Linked DNA regions of Homo sapiens: regions 2 and 3 are each linked to region 1. A link is a contact called in ENCODE Hi-C or POLR2A ChIA-PET data. All regions are on one chromosome and are shown on one strand. The core of a region is the stretch at or near the end of the contact, and the rest is flanking DNA. Distances in the headings are between cores, read along the strand shown.

Evidence for each region. Hi-C counts contacts between places; a loop is a spot of excess contacts on that map. ChIA-PET counts read pairs that join two places held with the same protein, here RNA polymerase II (POLR2A). Pooled maps may share reads with other maps.
Region 2: a map of naive thymus-derived CD4-positive, alpha-beta T cell shows a loop between it and region 1 (10-fold over the local background). The contact joins the promoter of WDHD1 here to the promoter of GNPNAT1 in region 1. A Hi-C loop is called at or near these places in 1 of 168 maps with a recorded cell type or tissue (naive thymus-derived CD4-positive, alpha-beta T cell) and 8 of 50 pooled maps. POLR2A ChIA-PET finds 5 or more read pairs at or near these places in 1 of 52 experiments (activated T-cell).
Region 3: a loop to region 1 is called in a map of CD8-positive, alpha-beta T cell, with 12 times the contacts of the local background. The contact joins the promoter of SOS2 here to the promoter of GNPNAT1 in region 1. A Hi-C loop is called at or near these places in 2 of 168 maps with a recorded cell type or tissue (both CD8-positive, alpha-beta T cell) and 8 of 50 pooled maps. POLR2A ChIA-PET finds 5 or more read pairs at or near these places in 1 of 52 experiments (HEK293).

Annotation. Positions count from the first base shown.
Region 1 is chr14:52,789,806-52,793,103 of GRCh38, reverse strand. It overlaps GNPNAT1 (glucosamine-phosphate N-acetyltransferase 1), which reads left to right and starts at 1,497. Exons shown (of 6, transcript NM_198066.4): 1 at 1,497-1,676. LOC105370500 (a long non-coding RNA gene) reads right to left here and starts at 1,316. Exons shown (of 3, transcript XR_943867.3): 1 at 778-1,316. RefSeq lists enhancers at 875-1,389, 1,390-1,903, 2,011-2,100, 2,181-2,270 and silencers at 1,301-1,520, 1,621-1,700.
Region 2 is chr14:55,025,819-55,029,077 of GRCh38, reverse strand. WDHD1 (WD repeat and HMG-box DNA binding protein 1) reads left to right here and starts at 1,979. Exons shown (of 26, transcript NM_007086.4): 1 at 1,979-2,050; 2 at 2,275-2,367. The coding sequence starts at 2,291. It overlaps SOCS4 (suppressor of cytokine signaling 4), which reads right to left and starts at 1,842. Exons shown (of 3, transcript NM_199421.2): 1 at 1,607-1,842. RefSeq lists enhancers at 1,103-1,629, 1,630-2,157 and a silencer at 1,952-2,001.
Region 3 is chr14:50,230,316-50,233,770 of GRCh38, reverse strand. SOS2 (SOS Ras/Rho guanine nucleotide exchange factor 2) reads left to right here and starts at 2,193. Exons shown (of 23, transcript NM_006939.4): 1 at 2,193-2,574. The coding sequence starts at 2,488. RefSeq lists an enhancer at 1,282-1,371 and a silencer at 1,522-2,601.

The DNA.
Region 1 (3,298 bases), core at 248-2,747:
TCTCAAACTCCTGGGCTCAAGAGATCCACTTGCTTAGGCCTCCCAAAATGTTGGAATTACAGGTGTGAGCCACTACGCCCAGCCATGAGTGTTTATTTTATTTATGCCTTACATATTCTTTTTTTTTTTTTTTTTTTTTTTAGAGACAGGGTCTTGCTCTATTGTCCAGGCTGGATTCAACCTTGTGGGCTCAAGTGATCCTCCTGCCTCAGCCTCTGGAGTAGCTGGGACTACGGATGCATACCACCACATTCTGCTCATGCCCTATATATTCTTTTGTATGTATGGGTGTAAAAACAGAGATAAAAACAGAGATATGGATGCCATCAACTCACTGATGTTTGAAGTTCTGAGAAAGCATAAATCAGTAAAGGAGTTAACTGAAATTTAAATCTCACAAATGAGCAAAAAATATGATTTCTGGTATATGATCTATGGGGTTCTTTGAATACTATTGCTTAAGAATAAAATACTTTGCGATTTCAATAAATTGAAAATTATGGTACAAGGCAAGGAAGGGGAGCTACTAGCTATGAGACTTTTGTAAATTATGTAACATCTCTGAACCTCTGTTTCCTCATCTGTTAAAATAGGGACAAAGTGCTACTTAGGTAAGACACTTCAGAAATGGGGCTCTGAAAAAAGTCACTTTTCTTCTCCTAACGAAAGGTTTCTAAACCTCAGCACTCCAGACATTTCAGGCCAGGTAATTCTTTGTTGTGCGGCGCTGTCCTGCGCACTGTAAGGCGTGAAGCAGTATTCCCGGCCTCTACTCACCTGTGCCCTCCACCATCTGTAGATTCCAATGACATCTCACCCCAGATGAGAGGCTGAAAATGATTCATACATTGCCAAATGTCTCCTGGGAGGCAAAACTGTTGCAGTGGAGAACCGCTGTCCTAACCCCATGTTCATCCAATAAAGGGTTTGAGGGACTGAGAAATGAAACAATAGTCCCGAAGGAGTAGAATGCAGTGGCCCCAACTCCTAGTTTCATGAAGGCAGGAACTGTGACTCAGAGGCCTGGGGATGCGGAGCTCTGAACTGCCAGCTGGTAGGAAAAGTCCTAATTAATGGATTGAATCATGAAGGGAGGGCAACAAGGAACAAATGGAGAGGGCCAGTGGCCGAGCCTTCGGTCTCAGGATCAAAGAGGCCCACACTGGTCACCACTTACGCTGCTGGGCTGACTGCTAGGTAGACGTATCTGCAGATAAACCGAGACAATGACGCGGTGGGAAAGGCCTTGGGGAGCGAGGAGGAGGAGCCGGGAGAGGCCAGCTTTGGTCCGGCGGCCACCGCCCCAGGCGCCGCGACTCGAGCCTCAGGCCCCGCCCCTCGCCCTCCTGGTCCCGCCCCCGCTCTCCGAGCCCCGCCCCTCGCCCTCCTGGTCCCGCCCCCGCTCTCCGGGCCCCGCCCCTCGCTCTCCGGGCCTGGGCGGGTGGCGCCTTGGCCTCCGCCTCCGCTCGCCTGCGCGCGGCCCTGCGTGAGGGGGCAGAGGCGAGGTGGAGGCGTTGGCGCTGCCACGTCTGGGCCGCGGTTCCCAACTGTGGCGCGGGCGGTGGAGGAGGAGGTGGGGCTGGCGCTGAAGCCGGATCCGGATCCGGTGCTGTGCACACTGGTGGGGGAGAGTCCGACGCGCCTGGCTAGGAGCGCCGACCGCAGGGCCTCTACGGGTGAGGAGGGACCGGGGCCGGGGCGCGAGAGCAGGACCGTGTGTCCTGGGGGCTGGGGCGGGCCTGCCCTCAGGTTTATCTAACAGGTGTGTCTGGTGCCCCGGCCAGGCCCCCGGGGGTGTTGTGTGGAGGAGCTGGGCGTTAATCCTCGCCAGCTGGGTGCACATGGTGTGGAGCGCGGTTCCCAGGAAGTTGAACGCACGCGCGCCTGGAGCAGAGGTTAAGGATGATGGCCAGCGGTCCGGCCATACGCTGGTCTTGGCCTGGCAGGGCTGGAACTGGGACTGGGGTCGGAACTTCGCTCCCCAGACTTTGGCGTGGGAAATGAGACAGTTGGTCGCGCTCTCTGCAGCCATCGGTTTTGAATGGGCACGAACGTCCCAGGCCCCTTCTCTTCTCCCATTCCCGGGCGCATCCCACGGTGGTCGGAGCCATTGAGGCAGCTGCTCCGAAGACCACCTCCGCACCGAGTAGGTCGGCGCTTTCCCCAGGGTACAGAGGGACATTCTTTGTCTCTTTTTCCTAGGCTCCTACCCCTAGAAATACCGAGTACTGTACTGTGATTTCTGTTGCGGGAGCTGATGTTTATGTAAGCCAAACTAATTTAAAATTTTCATACAAAATTGAACGGGCGATTATAGGATTCGTTTTGTTAGGATAATCCCTCATGAACGAATCCTAGAATGGATCTTAAGAAATTAATTTAGGCAGGATTTGCTAAATAGGGGAGAGAGCGCTAGCTGTATGGTATGATGATGTAAAGATTGGGGTCTGTTGAGGATGGTAATCGAGCTCAAGATGCGAAAACGAGGATTCTAGCCCCAAGTCACTTACTTGCTGTGTTACCTAAGGGGCAAGTCTTGGGAGTTCCAGGTGCTCCAGCTTCCTCATCGGTAGACTGGGAATAACGCCTAGATTGTAAAGGTCAAACTATCAGAAAATACTTTTGAACATTCATGCAGTTACACAATTTAATAAATATGGCCAGGTGTGTTAAAAATCTTTAACGGAATAGATTCAGAATGGATTCTTGTTATCGAAATTGTTATAAAATGAATATAAAGGAATCCGAAGTCCGCCCCTCCCCCATTCACCTGTACTTAGAAGGTTCCCCAGGAGCTCTTGAGAAATACATAGGCTGGTTTAGATTTGGCCTTAGATTGTATTTTTTAAAATTTGTAGATCGACTTTTAAAATCTTCATCTCCGGTGTCTATTACTTGTTGCTCTCCGTTGGTTGCTTCTAGCAGCAGCCTCTCTCCCCATTCGTATTCCAACCTGATACAGAGGCTCAGACGCCAAATAGTTGAAGTTTTGTTTAAAAAATATTCAATTGAGTGAAAAAATATTCAACTGATGTGATGACTAGTAAAAATGAATTTGGTGTATGCTTTCCGCGATATTGTGGCAGTTTGGGAATTTTTTTTTTTTTTTTTTTTTTTGTCCTTCTGGATTTTCTGAAATGTGACCTACAGGTAAGTCTTATTCGTTATTCATTCACTAGGCATTATTGGGCTAGGGTTAGGCTTAAACGGGTCTTCTAAACGCCTGCTAATTTAGCAGTTAATCAGAAAAGGTTCTGAGGAATACTTAAGGAGGATTAGTGTTTAAAGTTCATCTAAA
Region 2 (3,259 bases), core at 730-3,229, 2.2 Mb before region 1:
AAAAACAAGAATACATTTTTTAATATTTGAAAAATTTACTGGATAATTATTTAAACAAATCCCACTTTAAACAAAAAACACTAAATACCCACCCAAAGCACCCCTTTAGTAACATGAGATATTAATAACAATTACTTTTATACATCCATGAGTATCTCCTATATACTCTAACAATGCGACGGAGGTAGGTGTCATCTCCATTTTAGAGATGAGGAATTCGATTTTCAGTAAAGGAACATATTCAAGGTCACACAATGTGTCAGTTAGAATTAAAACCCAGGACTGTTAAACTCGGAGGCTCAAGCTTTTACCATACATGCAAAATCTGCAAAGAAAATTGTTCTTTAACCTATGAATCAAATGGCTTGATTGATAAGAGAAAATGACAGATGTGTGGACATCAATCATAGTCTCATGGGTATTACAGATATTATAGTGAAGGCATTTTGTAGCTATAACTTGTTCCAATTTGCAGATTCTTCTTATGCTGAGCTCTGAATAGTACTAACCAGAAATCTCACCACGCTTTATTCAACATAGAGACGAATATTATGAGAGTTCATCTTGAACTCTATGTACTCTAGCCAATGATATTGTTACTTGAACGAAAAAATTTATAAGCCAGTCTATCCAAAAAACAAATGATCTCCAAAAAAAAAAAATTAGGTCACTCAGAAAGCATCATCTCTGGTACCACTGCTCTTTCGGGAGATCAACAGTGGGTTATTTTTCCACAAATCCCAAGTTGTTTTTAAGCCAATCATTCTTCCTCTTCATTCATATACAAACCTCAGCGTCTAGCAAGGCTATCTGGAGCTCTAGTACTAAAAACAACGCCTCACACAATGCCACCCACGGTAAGAACACGACGGTTTGCCTGTGTGTTTGCAACTTTTCACAATGGAACTAGATTGAAAAAAACAATAGGGAAACCTCTTCAACAGAAAAACGTCTCAGGTAATAAAATAAATGTGATTGATACTGGAAGGTATCACAAAAACGCAGAAAAATTCTCAAAGATAAGTACAAATGAAAGAATATCATTCTGAAGGTTTTCATCACAGGCTGCTGTACCAATATGGAGAATGAAGATACAAGAAAAGCATAAACTTAAACTTAGTGGCCAAGACTTTAGCAGATATTGCATGGATCAAATGTAAGTGCTCAAGGCTACTAAGTTATAACTCTTCTTTTGGTTATAAATATTCACTTCAGTAAACTTTAGGTGGGATCTGAATAGAGAACACAAGTTACTTTCTTCATAACGGATATATAGAGTCGCAAAGAATAAGCATTAATTGAGCATTAATTAATTATACCTTCAGGTACCAAGAGAACCAACCGGAACAGAAATTAAGTCATTCCTTCTTTATCTCTACAGAAGCGACAAGGTGAGGGCACGAAGGATGCCAAGATTAGAGGCTCTAGAAGATCTCGCCTTCTTTTCCAGAGAAGATGCTCAAAGATCTGTCTGCTAACTGGGCCCCAAGAAAGAGACCGGATCCTTTTAGGGATCCGGATATTGTTTCCTGGGAGGAGAGCCTGGAGGGCAGGAACAAGACCCCGGCCTGCGAGGCCAGGCAGCGGCCACCCTTCCCCCACTCACCTCCCGGAGCGCAGCTTAACTGGGGTTGTGCGAGTAACTGCTGCCATCACCATCGCCATCAGTCTGGGCGCTTGCTTAAGTGGAGAGGGGAGGCCCAACCACTCCTGCACCTCGTGTAGGTCTTACAAAGCAGATGCTTTTCTGCCACCCCCAACCCCGCTTCGGCGTTCCGGTCCCAACCCAGCCGTCACGGTCATCGCCTCCGCCGGTTCCCTGGGCGCCGCCACCACTTCCGTGTTCAGCTCCCTCCCTTCCTCCCTGATTTGCCCGGGCAACCGGCTAATTTCCACGCGGAGGGCGCCGCAGCTGACGCCACCACCCGGCGACCTCTGTCGGGACCTGCGCTGGGCGTGGGCGGGTCGGCGCAGGCGCAGTGTGGTGAGCGAGCCGAAGCGCGGGAAGCAGCTCTTGTGGATCCTCAGTGGCGGAGGCTCGGTCACCCGGGTGAGTCCCCACTCCGGCTGCCCGCGTCCACCAAGGAGATGCGTGTTCCCTTTCCGGCTTATTGTCTGACAGACCCTCTGCCTTATCCCGCTGGTGTCACTCGGGTGGGGGAAACCGGGCTGCGGAGAACGGGCCCTAGAGGAGACTAAGCTCTCTTCCTATCCCTAGCCTCGCTGCTTTTCTCTTTTGAAATAATAAGACTGGCTTTTATAAAACATTTTCAGATAGGTAAAGGAAAACATGCCTGCCACACGGAAGCCAATGAGATATGGGCATACAGAGGGACACACGGAGGTCTGTTTTGATGATTCTGGGAGGTAAGGTTCTTTGAGAAACAACGTTTTAGGTGCAAATGTTAAAACATTTATCCTTAAACTTTATATGTGCAGTCAGCTAAAAATGACTCATGCGGATAGAGGAATAATGTTGAAATCTAAAATGGCACACATATTTCTTTAGATTATTGTTTGATTCGGGCCGTCATGGTAGTTGTAGTATATCGACAAAGTTATAATCGTACTTCCAGAGGAGTTGGAAAGATGCGAGCTTCTCTCCATATATTTTCCCCTTCCCTGCATCTTACATTATTAATTTTGTCAGATCACTAGTTACTGCCTACTTGTCAAATTCAGTGGCCTGTTCTGTTTGGAATGATATCCTTCCATGCCTTTAGTGATGCTATTTCCCTTTTTGCTTATTTTTTTTTAACTTTTTGACGGCTTAAAACAATTTTTTCCTCTGATTCCTAAACTATAATATTTTCCTACGGTTATTCTGGTCCCTTTTATCTTTCCAAGTCCCATTCTTACGCACTACTGCTCGATTGCACGGCTTCCACTGTCGCTTCTATGTTGATTGATTCATTGAAAAAATACTTGTGTGTCTCTTTTGCTGGGGACTACAGATAGAATAGAGCGAACCAGACACAGTCTTTTCCTCCTTTGAGCTTAAGGTCTTTTTGGATTGACAGGCATTGAACACAAATTAATCACAAAAATAAATGTGTATTTAGAAACAAGTAATATGTGCAGTGATAAACATGTATGAGGAGAAGCTCATCTAGTTAAAGGAGTCAGGGAAGGCTTCTTTGGACAAGTGTTTCTTGAGACGCCATCTGAAGACGGAGCAGGCATTAAGCAGTATAAAGAGATGAGTGGTGGTGGCGGTGGGGTGGTGATGTTGGCATAGTAAGCAGAGGCAATACTGTGT
Region 3 (3,455 bases), core at 944-3,443, 2.6 Mb after region 1:
AGCTAGTTTTGTTATTTTTAGTAGAGAGGGGGTTTTTCCATGTTGGTCAGGCTGGTCTCAAACTCCCGACCTCAGGTGATCCACCCGCCTCGGCCTCCCAAAGTGCTGGAATTGCAGGTGTGAGCCACCTCGCCCGGCCCTGAATGGGAAACTTTTTACTGCTGTCATTCTTGGACTATCCTCCACATGCACGTGGATCATATTTCTGTTTGCTCAGCCCAGACATCAGAACTCAGATGCCTGTAGAGACTAGGCAAGTTACATAAAAGGGTGAAGAGTGCCAGGTGGGAAGTATAGCCAACTGGAAATGGATGGCATATTTTTATAAAGAGGGCAGCCACTACCCGGTGCCTGCTGATTACTCTCTTGCACGAATGCAGTAGGTCCCAGTGTTGCCAGATCTTTGTCAAGAGAAGCTGAAAATATACATTTTTATATGAAGCCTCTTGATTTTAAAATGTTAACAATTAAATTTAAATACAGCCTTAGCTAAACAAAATATGTCTTCAGGCCTGACTTGGCCCAGAAAAGCCTTCTGATATTCCTAGCCAAGAATGAGATTTCTAACAAGTTTACTCTCCTATGAGTAAAGAGAACATACATGGTCTAGTAGTTTGACATCACAGTAGTTTATAGCTGGAGTCTGGGAACAGGAGAGAAAAGTAAGGACCCTCTATATAAGCCAAAGTCTTCGCTCTCACAGACTGAAACATTAATGGGAGAAATACAAGCATTTTACCATCCCACCTTTTATCCCAAGTACATGTGAATGGATATGGCCATTTATTAGAGGATGTTCTTGATTTAGTGGATACTTTAGTGGATTAGAAAAATAATCTTATTTTCCAACTCTGCCATTCTGATTTTGCCCAAATGAAAAAGTGGTGCATGTTTTGGGGAGAATAATTGCTCAGCTACTGATGCCGGAACTGAATTGTAGTACTGACTTATTTTTTGTACCCTGTTCGTCTTTTCCCTTTCTCACTGCTGGTGGCTAGGGACAGGGAGTAAAATATCTTCTTTACAACCTGTTAAAAGTAATGTGCTCAGCCTCTTTAGTGGGATGAAATTTGTGGTAATGAGTTACCAGAGCCTATGCCTCTTTGGATTGAAAAGCTTGTCAGGATCTTTTCTGGGTTGCTAATGAGTGTTTCCTAGACGCCGATCCAGGTTTTGTAGGACCTGAAGCCTACACAATTTGGATGACACGATTAAGAAAACAATTCGAAAATATCTTGAAAGTTTTGTAAAAACGATATGATTTTGTGAACGCACAGGGGCCCGTGCAAGTGAAGGACCTTTCAATTCAAGCTTGATCAACGTCACTGTCATCTGCCCCTTCTGACCCTACCACCAGGCTAAGGGCTTTCCACGCCTCATCTCTCGGTCCCCACACCATCACCCTAAGAAATAGTTACTGTATCTCCTAACGATATATTATATATAGTACCTACTTTGTGTAAACATACGGTACTCATGAAAACAAGCCACGTAGAGCACAAATACGTTAAATATCCTGTCCAGCCCGAATGCCCCTTTCTCTCCACGTCCCTATGCAGCCTCCCACGACGGTAGTCCTGGGGCTCCAGCGCTACAAGAGTGGCACCGAGTCCGGATTGTCTTAAGCAGGTCGAGAGGAGGGAGCATATGGGTAAAAAGCAGTCAAACTGAAGAGTCTGGAGCGGCCCCCAGCACAGTCTCGGGAAAAGCGGACTCCCCCGGGGCCCCAGGCCCCGCACCCCCGCGCCGGGCTGGCGCCTGTGCCTGCTCCGCGGCGCGCATGCTCCGTGTTAGGCCTCTTGGGCTATTCGGGATAATGAGCGCCGGGCCGAGGGGGCGGGCCGAGCCTCGGCTGCTGGGACTCAGGGCTCAGCGGCGACCCCAAGGCACTCTGCGCTGCTGCTAAAGGGGCAGCAACGGCGGCCAGCGCTGTGCGCGCCATAGCGAGGCTCGCTCGCCCGACGCGCACTCCGGGTCGGTCCCCAGAGCTCTGTGGAGGTGACTCGAGTGGGCAGGGCCGGGCGGCGCTGTCGGCTGGGAGGGCGGGGAGGAGGCGATGAGGAGACGAGCAGCCGCCGCCGCCGCCGCCGCTGCTCACCGCCCGCCGCGGCCGTAGCGGGAGTCGGGGCGGGGCTGGGCCAGCTGTACCCCTGACGGGCCGCGAACCCAGACAAAGGAGGAGGAGCCGCCCCAGAAGCGGGCCAGCGCCGCCGGGAAAGGAGGTCGCCGCCCGGGGTCGCCCGGGCTTGCGGGTCGCCGCGCTTCCTCTGCGGGCGCTGCGGGAGGCGAGGGCCGCCTCGGCGGAGGAAGCCGACCCCGGGGTCTCCGCCAGCCCGCCGGCGCCGCCTCCGAGCCGCCTCGGCCGTAGCCTCGGCCCGGGCGGGAGGCGGCGGCCGCCGGCGAGGCGAGGCGGCCCGCGCCCTGCCTGTCAGGCCACCGGCCCGGCCCGCGGGCTGCCCCCGATGCGGAGGCGCTGTCGCCGGGGCCATGCAGCAGGCGCCGCAGCCTTACGAGTTCTTCAGCGAGGAGAACAGTCCGAAATGGCGGGGACTGTTGGTCTCGGCCCTGCGGAAGGTCAGTGCTAGGGGCGGGGCGGCCGGCGGGTGGCCCGTGGCCCCCCGAGCTTCTAACGGGGAGCAGGTCGTCCCTCCCACAGGGCTCGAGTCCCCGGGGCCGAGCCGTTTCTCGTTGGCTGGCAATGGGGGGCTCACAATTGCCTGTTGCATTCTGAAGGACGTTTCTCAAGTTTTTTTTTTTTGCCTGGTCCCGGAAGGAAGGTTTTGTTATGATCATAAAACTGGATTTCATGTTGCAGTCATTTCGTCAGGCAACTTCCGCCGTTGACCAATTTGTTGTCCTCAGGCTGGAATCGGGCAAGAGAAAGTCCCGCTGGTATTTAGACAGTTTCTAAAACAAAAGCACATTTTCAGGCCGGGTAATTACTTTTAATTAAGTTCTTTGGGAGTGTTCCCCCTAGGCGGTTTGCTTGTCAAGGGTATCCACTTATGAGGCAATGGTTTTTTGTAATATGGATGTTTCACATGTGTGAAATGTCAGTGAGTCATAATATTCTTATTCATTTTACAGTTCTCAAGGTAAATTTAAAGCGCCTTCCCACTTCCTGCAAACGGTGTCTTACCTGTTTACAAGAGATTACCCTTAGAAAATTTGGTCAGTGTCTTCAGTGTCTTCACGACCAAATTGCGATTTAGGACTTGAAATCATTTTAAGGAACAAGAAAGGGGCAACTCCTGCAAATCAGTCTTTCATGTTTGGGTGCATTGCTAGGGTGCATCTTTCCTGTAGATGGTGGCGGTCTTCCTCTGTGAATTTAGGTAGTAACCATACGATCATTTTTATAATAAATCCTTCTGTAAGATCAAGACATTTAAAGACTGTGAATAGGTGCGTGATCAGCTGTCATGCCTGTTGAGCAGGGGCTTTCTTTCTTTGCC